2 separate regions of the Homo sapiens genome follow, and region 2 is linked to region 1. A link is a contact called in ENCODE Hi-C or POLR2A ChIA-PET data. All regions are on one chromosome and are shown on one strand. Each heading gives the region's core, a stretch centred on a gene start or an enhancer-like site at or near the end of the contact. The rest is flanking DNA. Distances are from core to core; before and after follow the strand shown.

Evidence for each region. A loop is a pair of places that touch in the nucleus more often than their neighbours do. ChIA-PET counts read pairs that join two places held with the same protein, here RNA polymerase II (POLR2A). Pooled maps may share reads with other maps.
Region 2: a map of Caco-2 shows a loop between it and region 1 (4-fold over the local background). The contact joins two enhancer-like sites. A Hi-C loop is called at or near these places in 7 of 168 maps with a recorded cell type or tissue (A673, Caco-2, Calu3 and 4 more), 36 of 37 single-sample maps with no recorded cell type and 13 of 50 pooled maps. POLR2A ChIA-PET finds 5 or more read pairs at or near these places in 2 of 52 experiments (MCF 10A and PC-9).

Annotation. Positions count from the first base shown.
Region 1 is chr3:189,507,833-189,514,632 of GRCh38, reverse strand. No RefSeq gene overlaps it. Among named protein-coding and RNA genes, the nearest start is that of TP63, 120 kb to the left of the region's middle. Within about 2 kb of position 5,337, at least 2 of the 41 ENCODE cell types and tissues checked have a DNase peak (open chromatin) inside an H3K27ac peak, as active enhancers do.
Region 2 is chr3:189,943,551-189,950,272 of GRCh38, reverse strand. No RefSeq gene overlaps it. Among named protein-coding and RNA genes, the nearest start is that of MIR944, 120 kb to the right of the region's middle. Within about 2 kb of position 2,157, at least 3 of the 41 ENCODE cell types and tissues checked have a DNase peak (open chromatin) inside an H3K27ac peak, as active enhancers do.

The sequences.
Region 1 (6,800 bases), core at 4,088-6,587:
GTTTAGCACTTATCACATCTATGTATCATCAGAACATAGATCCTGTGTGTGCCTGCCCAAATCTCATATTGAATTGTAATCCCCAATGATGGAGTTAGGGCCTAGTGGGAGGTGAGTGGACCATGGAGGTGAATTTCTCATGAATGGTTTAGCACCATTCCCCTTGGTACTGTCCTTGTGATAGCGATTGAGTTCTCATAAGATCTAGTAATATAAAAGTGTGTAGTACCTCCCTGCTTGCTCTCTCTTGCTCCTGCTCTGGCCACGCAACATGCCTACTCTACTCTCCCTTCCCCTTCCACCATGACTGGAAGCTTCCTAAGTCTTCCCCCAGAAGTAGATGGTGCTATGCTTCCTGTTCAGCCTTCAGAACCATCAGCCAATTAAACACTCCCCCCTTTTTTTTAAATAAATTACCCAGCCTCAGGTATTTCTTTAGAGAGATGAGAGAATGGCCTAATACAATATTGTTCTTCCTTATCTTTGCTATTACGTTAACATGAAATAATAATAAACTTTTATTTTGCCCTCAGATGCTGATCTTAAATAAATTTGCGAAGCAGAGGGACTTTAAATGAGTTGCATGGCCTCATAGTTCTTTCCTATCTTTAAACTTCTTGGTTTAACAAATAATTGAATGGAATCAATCTCCTTTTGACTGACAGTTTTGACAGCTGCTGTTCTCAAGATGTCAATGTATAATCTGTTATTCTACTTACCAAAATTTAAAACTGAACAGAGACATATGTACTGTCAGTCTCATTCCTATGATCCCCAGTTCCTCCCTTCTGCCCTGTTTTATCCCTTTCCTCCCTCATGTCAGTGAAGCGCCTTTAAATTCTGAGCAATTCCGAAGCTCCTGTGCGCCAAGCTAGAAGTAGGATTAGAGCTCATCTTCCCTGAGTATTATTACAGCGCTTTCACAGTGAAGTCTCCAGCTTTGCAAACTAACGGGGCATCATAAATGTAAAGCTGTTCAAATAATAACGAACCTTCTCTTTATGCTTAGCCAAGGGAAGGGAATATTAAAGTGAATAAGAGTAATAATAAAAAGCAAGTTGGCAGCATGGGTATAATTAAACTGAATAGCTCACACACACAAAATAAAGCTCTGAACATTGACTTCCTCTGGGACACACCCCAGTACACCCAGACCTCGCCTCAGAAAGGTATGCACAGCTTGTCATCCTGATGTAAAACAAACACCTACACTCACCCTCTCATCTACAATAGAAAGACAAATTTGGCTCTTGAGTGAAAAACTCTTCCAGCCCTTGGGAGCAAAAAACACCTATATTTTTTTTATCCTCACTATTCAGGATACCAAAAATGAAATTCCTCGAATTGATAGGACCACTGGCTCTGATGAAAGGGACCCGATGCAAGGGTATGCTATTTGCATTCGGTGTTATAAGTGCACTTTTGTCTGTGCCAGAAAGAATAACCAGCAGCATGGTAGGAACATTTTGACCCTAAAAGCTACTCTGCAGATCACCTGGTGCCCTTTCCTTCCAGAGCATTCATTAGAATGTGTAAGCTCTGAGAGAGCAAAGTCACCACAGGTGATGTTGCTATCATCTGCACTTTCTCCCCTGAGCCATTTTAAACCCCATGAAGAACCAGTCACTTAGACTAGGTTACACCCACCTTACTTTCTCAAGAGCTCTGGGCCTAAATCACCCTGGGATGAAGATTAGGAAGTATTTCCTCATTGCTCTTGATAAATTGAGCTTGTGAGAGCATGGTCTCCAGATTATTTGTAATTTGGAGACTTTGTGCTTTTATTTACCCCATTTCCTCCAAAGAGACTATTCACAGAGAGGCCTCTTCTAAGATGCCCTTACTTTTTAGGAAAACAAAATATTCACCAAAAAAGAATTATGTGTATGAAGTGTAAGATGCTTTAACCTCAAGAGCTTCTCTTGTTCTTTTTTTCCCCTTCTTGTGCCTTTTTTTTTTTGAGACAGTTTCACTCTTGTCTCCCAGGCTGGAGTGCAGTGGCATGATCAGGGCTCACTGCAACCTCTGCTTCCCAGGTTCAAGCAATTCTCCTGCCTTAGCCTCCCAAAGTGCTGGAATTACAGGCATAAGCCACTGTGCCCAGCTTCCCCTTTTTGTACTCTTGAGACTCACATATCCTCTATCTAGAGAACCAAAGAGGAAAGCCTGCACACTTCCATGGACATGAGTAATTACATCAGTGCTCCAATTGCATTGTTCCATAGCTGTTCTCAACCTGGAAAAAATACCTCTGCAGTGGAGCATGGCTTAATATAGAGTTTTCTCTCCAATCATTCAGTAAAATCATAGTCAACTGACTGGTTCTCAAAGCTGCCAGTTTCATTGAAAAGAAAGGTTTTCAGAAAAAAGCAGAACTGTAAAGGTCTTCTACTCTATTGCCCCCATTTGACAGTTGGTGGAGTTGACAAGCCTAGAGATGTTTATCTGAGATCACTAAGAGAGCTCAAGTCACACTTCTGGACTTTCGTTATAAGCTTTCTCTTTTTCTCTTGTGAGATACTTGGTAGTCACAATTTTCACACTATTTATCATGGAATTCTGAAAATATTAAGCCTAAGATAAAACAAAATTAATTGCTCATATTCTAGAAGCTTCCTTAACAACTAAGTGATTTTGAGAATTTGCATGCCTTCTTCAGGTCTATGTTTCCCTGCTAATAGGTGTGTTGGAGTAGTGATACCAAACGTGTCTTCAAGCTCCAATGATCTTTGGTGTTCTACTCAACAACTGATGCTTATCAAAACGAGTGTTGCTTCTATGAGTATGGATAACCAAGAGTTAAACAAGTGAATTCTGTACACAGGATTAATGTACATGTATTATGCACATAAAACAATCCTGAAGAGCATATTGGAGCTATTGTGTTAACATTTAGCTAATTTTATATTATAATAATTTCATTTTATAAAGCAAGAGAAATAGAACTCCTGAGAATATTTGAGTCCTAGGTTTTCACCAAGCTAGAGTATGGGCAAGTCACTTAACTTCCCTGAGCCTCAGACATTTCATCTGTGAAATGAGAGCAGATGGTAGGGTAGGGAAGGGTAGGCCAAGTACATAGATTTTTTTTTTTTTTTTTTGAGACAGGGTTTCACTCTTGTTGCCCAGGCTGCAGTGCAATGGTATGGTCTCATCTCACTGCAACCCCCGCCTCCTGGGTTCAGGTGATTCTCCTGCCTCAGCCTCCTGAGTAGCTGGGATGACAGGCGTCCGCCACCACACCTGGCTAATTTTTGTATTTATAGTAGAGACAGGGTTTCACCATGTTGGTCAGGCTGGTCTTGAACTCCTGACCTCAGGTGATCTGCCCTCCTCAGTCTCCCAAAGTGCTGGGATTACAAGCGTAAGCCACCGCACCCGGCCCAGAGATCTTGCACTACATTTTCTCTAAGAGACCTTCTAGCTTTTCCATTCAGTGAGAGAAATCTGGCATTAACTCTCTAAATGTTTGTGTCTTTGTATGTGGAAATACGCAGGTCATTTGGACACAGAAGGCAAAAGATTGGGGCAAAGAGAATTGGAGGCACTGGGTAGAAGGGTAGAAGTTCTAGGGAGTTCCCTCCTTTTTGGTGAAGTTGTCTGTTTTTTGGGGAAGGGAAACAGTATTGATGGAGGCAATAAGAAGCCAAGTGTTAATGTAAATTCTCTCTTTTTGAGACTTCTGCTTCTGAATCTGTTTCCCTTTAGAAGTAGAGTCCCTGGGCAGCTATAAGTAGCATTCTTCATATGAACACAATTATAGTTCCAGAAAGCTACATTCTTATTCATGTGTGTGAGTGTGTGTGTGTGTGTGTGTGTGTAGGTTTATAAAATCAATCTTATACATTCTTAATTTAAACCAAATTTATGTAAGTTAAATTTATTCATATTACATTAACAGTAATTTTAGCTAAATGATTTATTAATTTTTTCAGTAAAAGAAAAAATCAAAGGTAAACAAATAAGAACATACATTTAGACTTTGTGTTATGGTGTTGAAATAAGCCTTTTAATAGAAAATTGTTAAAAATACATTAAAAAGTTAGGAAAAAATTATTACCAAAAATGATTTTATCTCTTAGGAAATATCACACAGAAGCCACAACAGAAAATAAAATGTGTACTTATGTTGGGACTTCAACCACAAACATACCGATAAGCTGAGAGCTCTTGGCACAAGATTGGCATAATCATAAACTAGTTGGCTTCCAAAGCTGACAAAGTCTCACACTCTGTGGCACACTTAGACCTAGCTGAACAATACAGAAGTAAGGTCAGGAGTATACAGAGCCCACTAGAGCATCTTCATCACCAGGCCATACTGAGAATAATTTCATTAAATACCCAGGAGCACTCTTTACCACGGAAATAAGTCACCTTTCCAATACAGAAAACATTTTGTCAGGAAATGCAGTAGGTCTGCTACCTTGGCACCATTTTTTCTCCTCTCCTAGCCATAGTCACACTCCTAATGGCAACTGGCAGATTCTGGTGGGTATGACATGCAATGGAAGTCAACACCTTGTATTTTGGGACTCAACTACCACAGACTACCTGATTTACAATGTAAATAGCATGACCGTTATGTAGATAATAACAGAGAACAATTAACTACGCATAGGCATTTTAATCAACCACGAGTCAACATGTGTGGTCAAAAATAAACCTATTTGCTTAATGACCTTAAGGAAATTATTTCCCTTCTCAGGACCTCAAAGGAAATGGACCAGATCAACGGTGCTTAACACTGGCTGCACATTAAAATATCTTGGGGACCTTTGAAAACTATTGATACCCAAACCCTGCCCCATGCCACCACTATTAGAATCTCTAATGGTAGGGTCTGGGCATTGGCATTTATTGGAAGCTCCCTGGTTAATTCTGATGTACACGCCAAGACTGAGAAGCACAGGTTCCTTTTGAATACAAGCAGGGAAGAGCATCAGTGAAAGTCAAAAATTGACCTTAAGGTTAAACTGTGAAGTTGAGACTATAAATGGGAAGGCTGTTTAGAAGGGAACATGCATATGTTAGAACCACTCATTAAGGTCATGCCCCACAATCTTGCTACTGTGCAGACAGTGCCTGAAAAACCCCAAATTAAATAAAGTCTCATGGAATCAATTAACTTTTTTGAGAGAAACTGAGATTGCTGCTGTCTGTGGTAATATTCAGACTGTAACGCTTTTTTAGTTTTCCATGAGTGGAGTTGCTTAAGAATTAATACACCACCCAACAAAATAGCACCCCAAAAGTGCTATTGCCTCATTCTGGCAATGAAAGCTGTATTTTCCCTGAGGCCTTTCTTCGTAGGCTGGAGTTGCCATGGGAAGCAAAGCTTTACTGGGATGCCAGAACAAACAGGCTCTGAAACCATCCCAGCATAACTTACAGAGCTGCCTATAAATCAAAGAGAACCCTAAGGTCAAAACCACTTAAACACACACACACACACAGACACACACAGACACACACACACACACTCTCACATATATGCATACTCCCTGAGAAATATTACAAAAGGGGAGATGGGTCAAGAAAATCCAACTAAAATTGCTGCATGAAACTAATAACAGGTATTTATGTGCCCCTTTCATCCACAATTCTCCAAGGACAGAGTGTGCTAAGATTACTTGTCTTTTGAAACCTTTCCAGTGTTCTGAGGGATAAAAAAGGAGTAAGTTTGCATATGAAATCTGGCAAGTGGAAGTGGCCGTAAGGGGTCATCTACTCCATTCTTTCAAGCATAGTTATGATGAAATGCAGTCATTTCTCTCCTTCTCCTTGGCAAAGTCAATTCTGCACCATTCCAAGGTGTCATCTTCTAACCAGCCCACTGTTTTTCTCTAGAAGACTGCTTTTTTTTGTTTTTTGTTTTTTCTGCCATCTCCCAAATTCACACTTTCTAAATGATGTGAAGACCATGGACAGCTAGTGAAGAAAGAAGGTAGAAGCAAATGGGTGGGAAACAAGCTTGGAATAATTCCTGGGTCAAAATAAAGATTCTTGCGTATGATTTTATTTTGTTCTCATTATGCCTGGCTTTTTCTTGGATATTAGTCAACAGGGAGCTTAACTAGAATGTAAATGCTTAGGACTAGTGTACTTATAAAAAATCTCTTCACTTTCTTCTTAGGTCTTCCGTGACTAGACTTGTGCCTCATCTCCTTACTTGTTCTAATTCAACTTCTCTAACTCAACGATACAGTGAATGTGCAAGGCAGCTACGGTGCAGTGAAAGGAAGCTTGCTCTAGTTCTCTTAATTGAATTCCAATTTTTCTATTCATTGGCAGGGTGACCTTGGGTGAGTTATTTTACCTATTTGATCTTCAGATCGTACAAGGTTTTTATGTGGATCAAATGAGTTATGAAAGCTGTATAGTGCTGTAAATATGTAGGCTGTTTTCTCCTCTCTTCCTAATATTAACAGAATAGAGTGATAACACATTCAAAATCTTCTAAAGTACTTCCTCAAAAAACTTTTAGAGTAACTGGGGGAGTCCTTTGTGGTCAAGTACTGGTCAGGTTTGTTTTGCTCACAGTCACTAAACCATAGTTTTACAATTATTCATATAGTGCAAAGGTTTTGTACCTGCATCTTTTTCTCTAACATATATTTTTCCCAGGTTTTTGCTGGGACACTTTAGTTAAAACAAGGCTTCAAAGAAAAAGTCCTAAGCTAGTGGGAGAGGTTCAAAGGCTTCTTGCAGGGTCAATTAGCACCTATAAAATTTATCTCTGTTTTTTACTAATGGCTATTAAACTAAAGTGAGGGCTAAAGATGACTGATAACCACCAC
Region 2 (6,722 bases), core at 908-3,407, 440 kb before region 1:
GGCTAGGCATGCTGCAGAGATGGCTGTCCCCGGAGACTGTGAGCTATCGGGGTGTGCCTATTAACTAGGGACACGTTGCCCACCAAGCCACTTACCAGCTAAAGGCTGATTGTCAAAAATGTCAAATGTGACAAATTGGCGTGCCAAAACTGAAAACTGCCCTACCTTCAGAATCAGCATGAAATAAACTATCATGCCTTGAACTCTGTGGTCAAAACATGTCATTTATGTGTAGAAGGATTTACAAATTAAATAGAATGATATTTGAATGACCATCAACGTCAGCACAGAGGGCTTTTCATTATTGATCTGAGGTCAACGTTTAACTCATCAGAGCAGGCTAAACAGGGAAGATCAAGTCCATGGTAGGGACCCCAAGGAAGAATCATAGCCACAATTGTGCTTTGTATTTATAGCTTAGCAAGTGAACGACACTGCAAACAACTGACTCCAAGTTGGAAGGGACCTTAGAAAGCACCTGACCTTATGCCCTTTATTTTAGAGGTGGAGAAATGTGAGTTACTCAACTTTACTGAAATGTTAGTGGTAGAAATATGGACTCAAAACCAGCTCCTCTGACTCCTAGAGCGGCAGACCACACTGAGAAGCTATGGAATTGCAGAGAAGAGTGCAGACTGTGTTACCATGGACTTGCAGCCCTTTCTGCCTTTTACTGGCCTTTAACGCACATCTGTTCAGTGTCTTTATCTATAAAGAAAAGGCTGGTAATATCTATTTCATAAGTTATCTAGAGATTTCATTGGCCAGGCATGATGGCTCATGCCTGTAATCTGAGCACTTTAGGAGGCCAAGGCTGGAGGATCACTTGAGGCCAGGAGTTTGAGACCAGGCTCGGCAACATATGGAGATACTGTCAGGAAGGGAAGGGGAGGGGACGGGAGGAGAGGGGCAGGGAGTGGGGGAGGGGAGGGGAGGGAAGGGGAAGAGAAGGGAAGAGGGAAAGAAGGAAGGAAGGAAGGAAGGAAGGAGAAAGGAAAGAAAGAAAGGAGAAACAAAGAAGAAAGAGAAAGAAGAAAGAAAAAGAAAGAAAGAAAAAGAGTAAGAAAGAAAAGAAGAAAGATTAATTGAGATTATAAAAAGAGAGCCGAACACATAGCAGGTAATCATTAAAAGACAATGACTTGTGACTATATCAGAACACCTAAAATGAAGGAAAATGAATAGGACTGTGAATTCTCTGGCAATATTTCACCTGCTCTCATGACTTTTTTTTTTTTAGTGCATTATCCCTTGATCAACCTCAGAACCTTCAAGGTTAATTTTCATACAGTTACATTTAGAAATAGTCTGATCATATATAACACACTTATTGCTAGGGCAGGGGCACAGGAGAAGAGAAACTTGTTACAAAATTACAAAATTGAGAGTGTTTGAACTCCAAGCTGGTTGTCAATCAGCAGTCCAGAAAAGAGAGGCTTGTCTTGTCTGCAGCCACCTCATTTGGTCCTTCTGACAGCCTAGCTTTCTGTCTGCACTGTGACATTACAGCTACTTTGTTTGTGCCAAGCACCTTGAAAGACACAATTTTTACCTATTTCCTTTTACTGAGCTTTCTGTCACTTGCTTTTCAACTGTGTAAAAAACAGAATCGTTAGTCAGCAGCAGAGGGCACTATTAGCATATTTTGCTGTGAGGGGTTAAAAATAAAAAAGAAAGATGCCTCTATGCATTCATTCATTCGTTCATTTTAGCAAGTCTTGATTTAACATCTACTATGTTCTCAGCATTTAGAGAAATGCTAAACAAGCATGAGATGTTGCATTTATAGTCCAGGTGGGAACATGATATGAAATGATACATGTGGTACATGCCTGAATGCAAAGGGTATATGTTTTGGAGGTTTTTGAGGACAGCAGAGTTCAGTTCGGTAGGCTAGTGTGACCCAGGAAGTATTTGGCAGGAAGTTAGTCTAGAGTTGTTTCTTAAATGACGAGTATGATATGGAGTGGTAAAGATAAAATATATAAAAGATAAAATAGACAACATTAAAAAAATCAGTAAGTCATGCATTGCCATGAATATCAACACTAATTGTTGACAACCACTACCCTGACAAGTATTACTTACCTCTACTGCTTATAATAGTCATCGTGGCTCACACGGGTAGCTGCTTTCACAACCATGATGTCATTTTGCCCTTGCTGTAATCCTGTGACTTCAGCTCTATAGGTATTATTATCCTAATTTTACTATGAGAAAATCAAGGCTTTTAGAGGGAAAGTGACTAGCTTAAGCTCACACAGTCACTAGTACTGCTGGGATCCAAAACTGGTTTTCCTCCCTGCTACTGCAGCAGGAAACCATAAATTTGTAACATAGACTCCTCTGGAAAAGAGGGTTTGGGATGTGAAATTAAAAGGAAAAGTCACAGCTGTTAGGCTACCTACAGGTTACCGAGGGCTTGATCGAAAGCTAAACTGAGGCATTGGGGCTTGATCCTGTAAACCTCAGGGAGGATTCTGAAGTTTGGGAGAGCTCGACACAGGTGGTTATAGATTGTAGTTGTTAGATTAACAAAGTCAGCCTGAGAAGGATTGGAGGAAAAAAGGTCAATTGTCAGGGATACCAATAAAGCAAATGTTACACTAATCAAGAGTTGAGTGGGAGGGAATTTGGGAGTAGTCTGCCCCAGTGGGAAGGAGATTTTATCTTTGTCATTGTCTATAGTTGCTGGCACATAGAAATAATACAAGGCAGGCTAATTTCGAATTGGTTTTGTATTGGTTTTAGACCTCTAAAGACAACACCTCGTCATTGCCTGCACCCAGGGGTATCCAATCCTACTGATTGCCTAGCTTAGTCCACCACTGCCAAGGCACATGTGAGGAAGCCTGAGGCAGGCTGGCAGCCGTGGAACTTGCGGGTAAAGGACTAAGCAGAGACATCCTGAAGGAAAAACAAATCAGAACTTGGAGGCTGTCAGAGTCACCAAGAAGAAAAGATAAAAATTATGTCTCTGAGCTGTTGAGCCTAAGAAAATAATGATGTCAGTGATGCAAGCAGAGAAACGAGGGAAAACATCAACTAGTTTCATAGGGAATTTGACCTTATTACACAGAAGGACTCCCAAGTAGCAACTGAACACTTAGCTGGAATGTTTTCGTATAAATGTATTTCCTACTCTGTTTAGTGATTTCTTGCTTGTCATCTTTTTCTTTACCTGAAAACTTATAAATTACTTGTAATAGCTCTTCTACAGGTAAATTAACAGAGGTGACAGGTAACACTGAGTTGTTAGTGCTAACACTCCTTGCTTAAAACCCTTCCAATGATGTAGAAACAAATCCCAGCGATCTTCTGGCTTCCTCGCCGTACGCTGGTGCCCTTGCCTACCTCCTCAACCCTGCATGCTGCCACTTTCCTCCTCTTTATTCCCTACCCTGTAGCATGGCCCTCTCTTGTCTCTCAGATGTTTACATTCAATTCTCTCTGCTGAAAACACTGTCCTCCCACCACCACTCTGGTTTCACCAGGAAACTCCGACCGTGGGTGGTCACCCATCCCACTTTCCCTGGGACCGAGGGGTCTGAAAACCAAACTTGGACAGTTGGTCACTCTACATCATGTTGTGGCTTAGGTCTGGAATATTTCTTCCTCTAGGAAGCCTTCTCTGATGCCATGTACTCCTAGGCTAAGTTCGGTCTCTCTGCAGAGTAGTCCAGACCCACCCTTCCTTACCCTTCTCACACCCCTCATTATTGAGTTTATATTCATGTCTTCTGCTGTCCATGGTAGTGGACTTTGTGCCATCACCACTCTCACCATCTTCGTCTAAGCCACCATCATCTATCTCTCTGCTGAATTACTGCAGTGTCCTCCTAACTTTTCTTTTTGCTTCCACTCTTGTCCTCTTTCGGTGTATTCTCAACCAAAAAGCCAGCGGTATCCTTTTAAACATAAATTAGCTTATGTCATTCCTCTGCTCAAACATCTTTCATTGGTTTTGCATCTCATTGGCTAAGTCATTAGAACAGCCACCAAGACCTGAGGCAGCTACCTCTCTGTTCTTATATCCTATATACTCTCCCCTTGCTTAGTTGGCTGCAGTGGCACTGGCCTCCTTACTCTTCCTAGAACATGCCTGTTGCCTAGCATGCTCCAGCCTCAGGGCTTTGCATTTACTGTTGTTTATGCCTGAGCCATTCTTCCCTCAGGTGTCTACGTGGCTCATTCCCCATGTCTATCTAGTTGAGATCAAAGATCACCTTCCTGGGGAGGTCCGCCATGACCTCTCTCTACAACTGAACTCCTGCAGTCAGCATTCTCACTCCCTCTCTCTGCTTAATTTTTTCTTTTTTTTTTCTTTATTTTATTATTTTTTTTGAGACGGAGTTTCACTCTTGTTGCCTAGGCTGGAATGCGATGGTGCAATCTCGGCTCACCACAACCTCCATCTCCTGGGTTCAAGCAATTCTCCTGCCTCAGCCTCCTGAGTAGCTGGGATTACAGACACGTGCCACCACGCCTGGTTAATTTTGTATTTTTAGTACAGACGAGGTTTCTCCATGTTAGTCAGGCTGGTCTTGAACTCTCGACCTCAGTTGATCTGCACACCTCAGCCTTCTGCTTATTTTCTTCATAACCCTTAATATCATAACTTCCTACTTATGTGTAATCTAACTTGATTTATTGACTACCTCCTTCTGCCCAGAATAAAGTTTCTAAGACAAGAGTTCCATTCATTGCTATATTTCCACAGTTTAAAATATTACATGACACAGATAAGAAATGCATAACTATTAATTAAATGAGTAATTAATTAATGTACACACAATTAAATGAAAGAGTGAACAAACACATTGGAAAGGACAACTGACTGAAAGTCACAAATTTTAGCTTAATCACTCAGGATTTGGGAGGCTCTGAGAAAATTACCCTCTAACTCAAATTCTTAATTTCTCCAACTAAAAAATGAAGGCATTAGTCTCAATACTCTTTGAGAATACTATAAGTAATGGTACTGTCAAAGTCTAGGAGCCAATAATAAGTATAAACTAGAATCCAAATTTGTTGCTAAACAGGGTCCGAAAGCAATAAACAATAACAAGGGAAAGAGAAGCATTGTGCAAATTCCAACTGAGAAAAAAATATATACAAGAAACATGAGAATTCCATATGTGAGGAAACACACAAAAGGCAGGTGACTGGGGCAAGCTGACACAGTCAATTTGTTACAGGGCTAGGATTGAACCTCAGCCCAGGGATATGTTGCCCTGGCAGCCTGGAAGAGAGAGTCAGTCCCCATCTGATTACAAAGCCCTGCACTGATACAATTTGTGACGAGAACACTGCCTGGAAATCTTTCCTCGTACCCGCCTAATGGCCCCCAGAGTGGGTGGATTCTCGAATTAGTCATATGAGAACAGAAGGCTTAAGAGAACACACATCTAAGTTCTAGGCTGTTCCACTTAGAAGAGTATCACGTCTTCGGAAATGGAAAGCAGTGTCACCGTGCGCACAACTTTCTGCCTACTGCAACACTGTCTCCGGTGGGAGCAACAAGCTGGCCACCATTTTAGGGCAAAGGGGGAGGGTGGAAGGGACTGGACTGGTAAATTTGAAACAGACACTGTAAGCACTACAGCTGCCACACCCTGAGTGCGAGGAACAAGACCGGTTATTCAACTTCCCCTGTATAGCTACTGTATGGAAACGATGCCCAGTAAGGTCAGAGAGTTATCCTGCAGTAACCAAACCCATGGTGTTGCACTGATTATCAGAGCGATCTGCTTCTGCCGTTGTGGTTGAGTAGGATTTTGCTGTTGTCACCTTGTTTGGTAATGCAGAGATAGCCAAGTGTTGCAGATGTAATTGTCCCTATTAAAATATCCTCTTGGCAGTTCCTGGTGTGTGTGTGTGTGTGTGTGTGTGTGTGTGTGCTCATGTGTATCTCTATGTGTTTACCAACCTCTTCAATCTTCACAGAGCAGCTCTGGGAACCTGGTTTCCACCTTAAGGAAGTAATCATAAGTGGGACTAAGATCCAACTAACAGATACCAAACGCCTAGTTCATGCTAGTCATTTTCTTGGACGTTTTGTGCTGATCTAAAACCTCGAGAGCCAGAATGATTGGTTCCATTTATAGACAAGAAAACTGAGGCTCAGAGAAGTTGGGAGGTAAATACTCAAGGCTCTACTGAGAGCAAGTTGTCAAGTCAGGATATAAGGATTTTAGGATTTGTCTGCCAGACACAGAAATATTTCGTCAAATAAAATCTTAGGCAGACTACCACTGTAAACAGCAGGAAAAATCAGAGCTTCTTGGGCTGAAGCAAGAGTCAGGAATTTGGAGCTCTCTCCGCTAACCCCTTCTCATCTTTCCCCATGGTCTTCCTAGAGCTCTGTGGAACACATCTGAAAAGGCTTGCTGGGTGAACTTGATTTCACTCCCAGCTCTAAAGTTCTATTAATCTAAGATTCGCAGAAGTTCCTGCTCATATCCGGATGTAGACTATTTACTCCTTTCTTTGGATGAGCACTCAGTATTCAGACCTCCGATATGGGAATCTGAATTTATTCACAGTTTACAGAATCATAGACTACTAAGAGTGGAAGAGACCGTAGAAATTAATAAAGCTGGTAACTCTACATTTTAACTATATGATAATCCTTTTTTATTTTCACTGAGTCATAGTAACCCAGAAAAAGAAAATGATTTTCCCGGGGCAGTCATCCAGTCAGTTGTCCTCTGTCCTCCAAA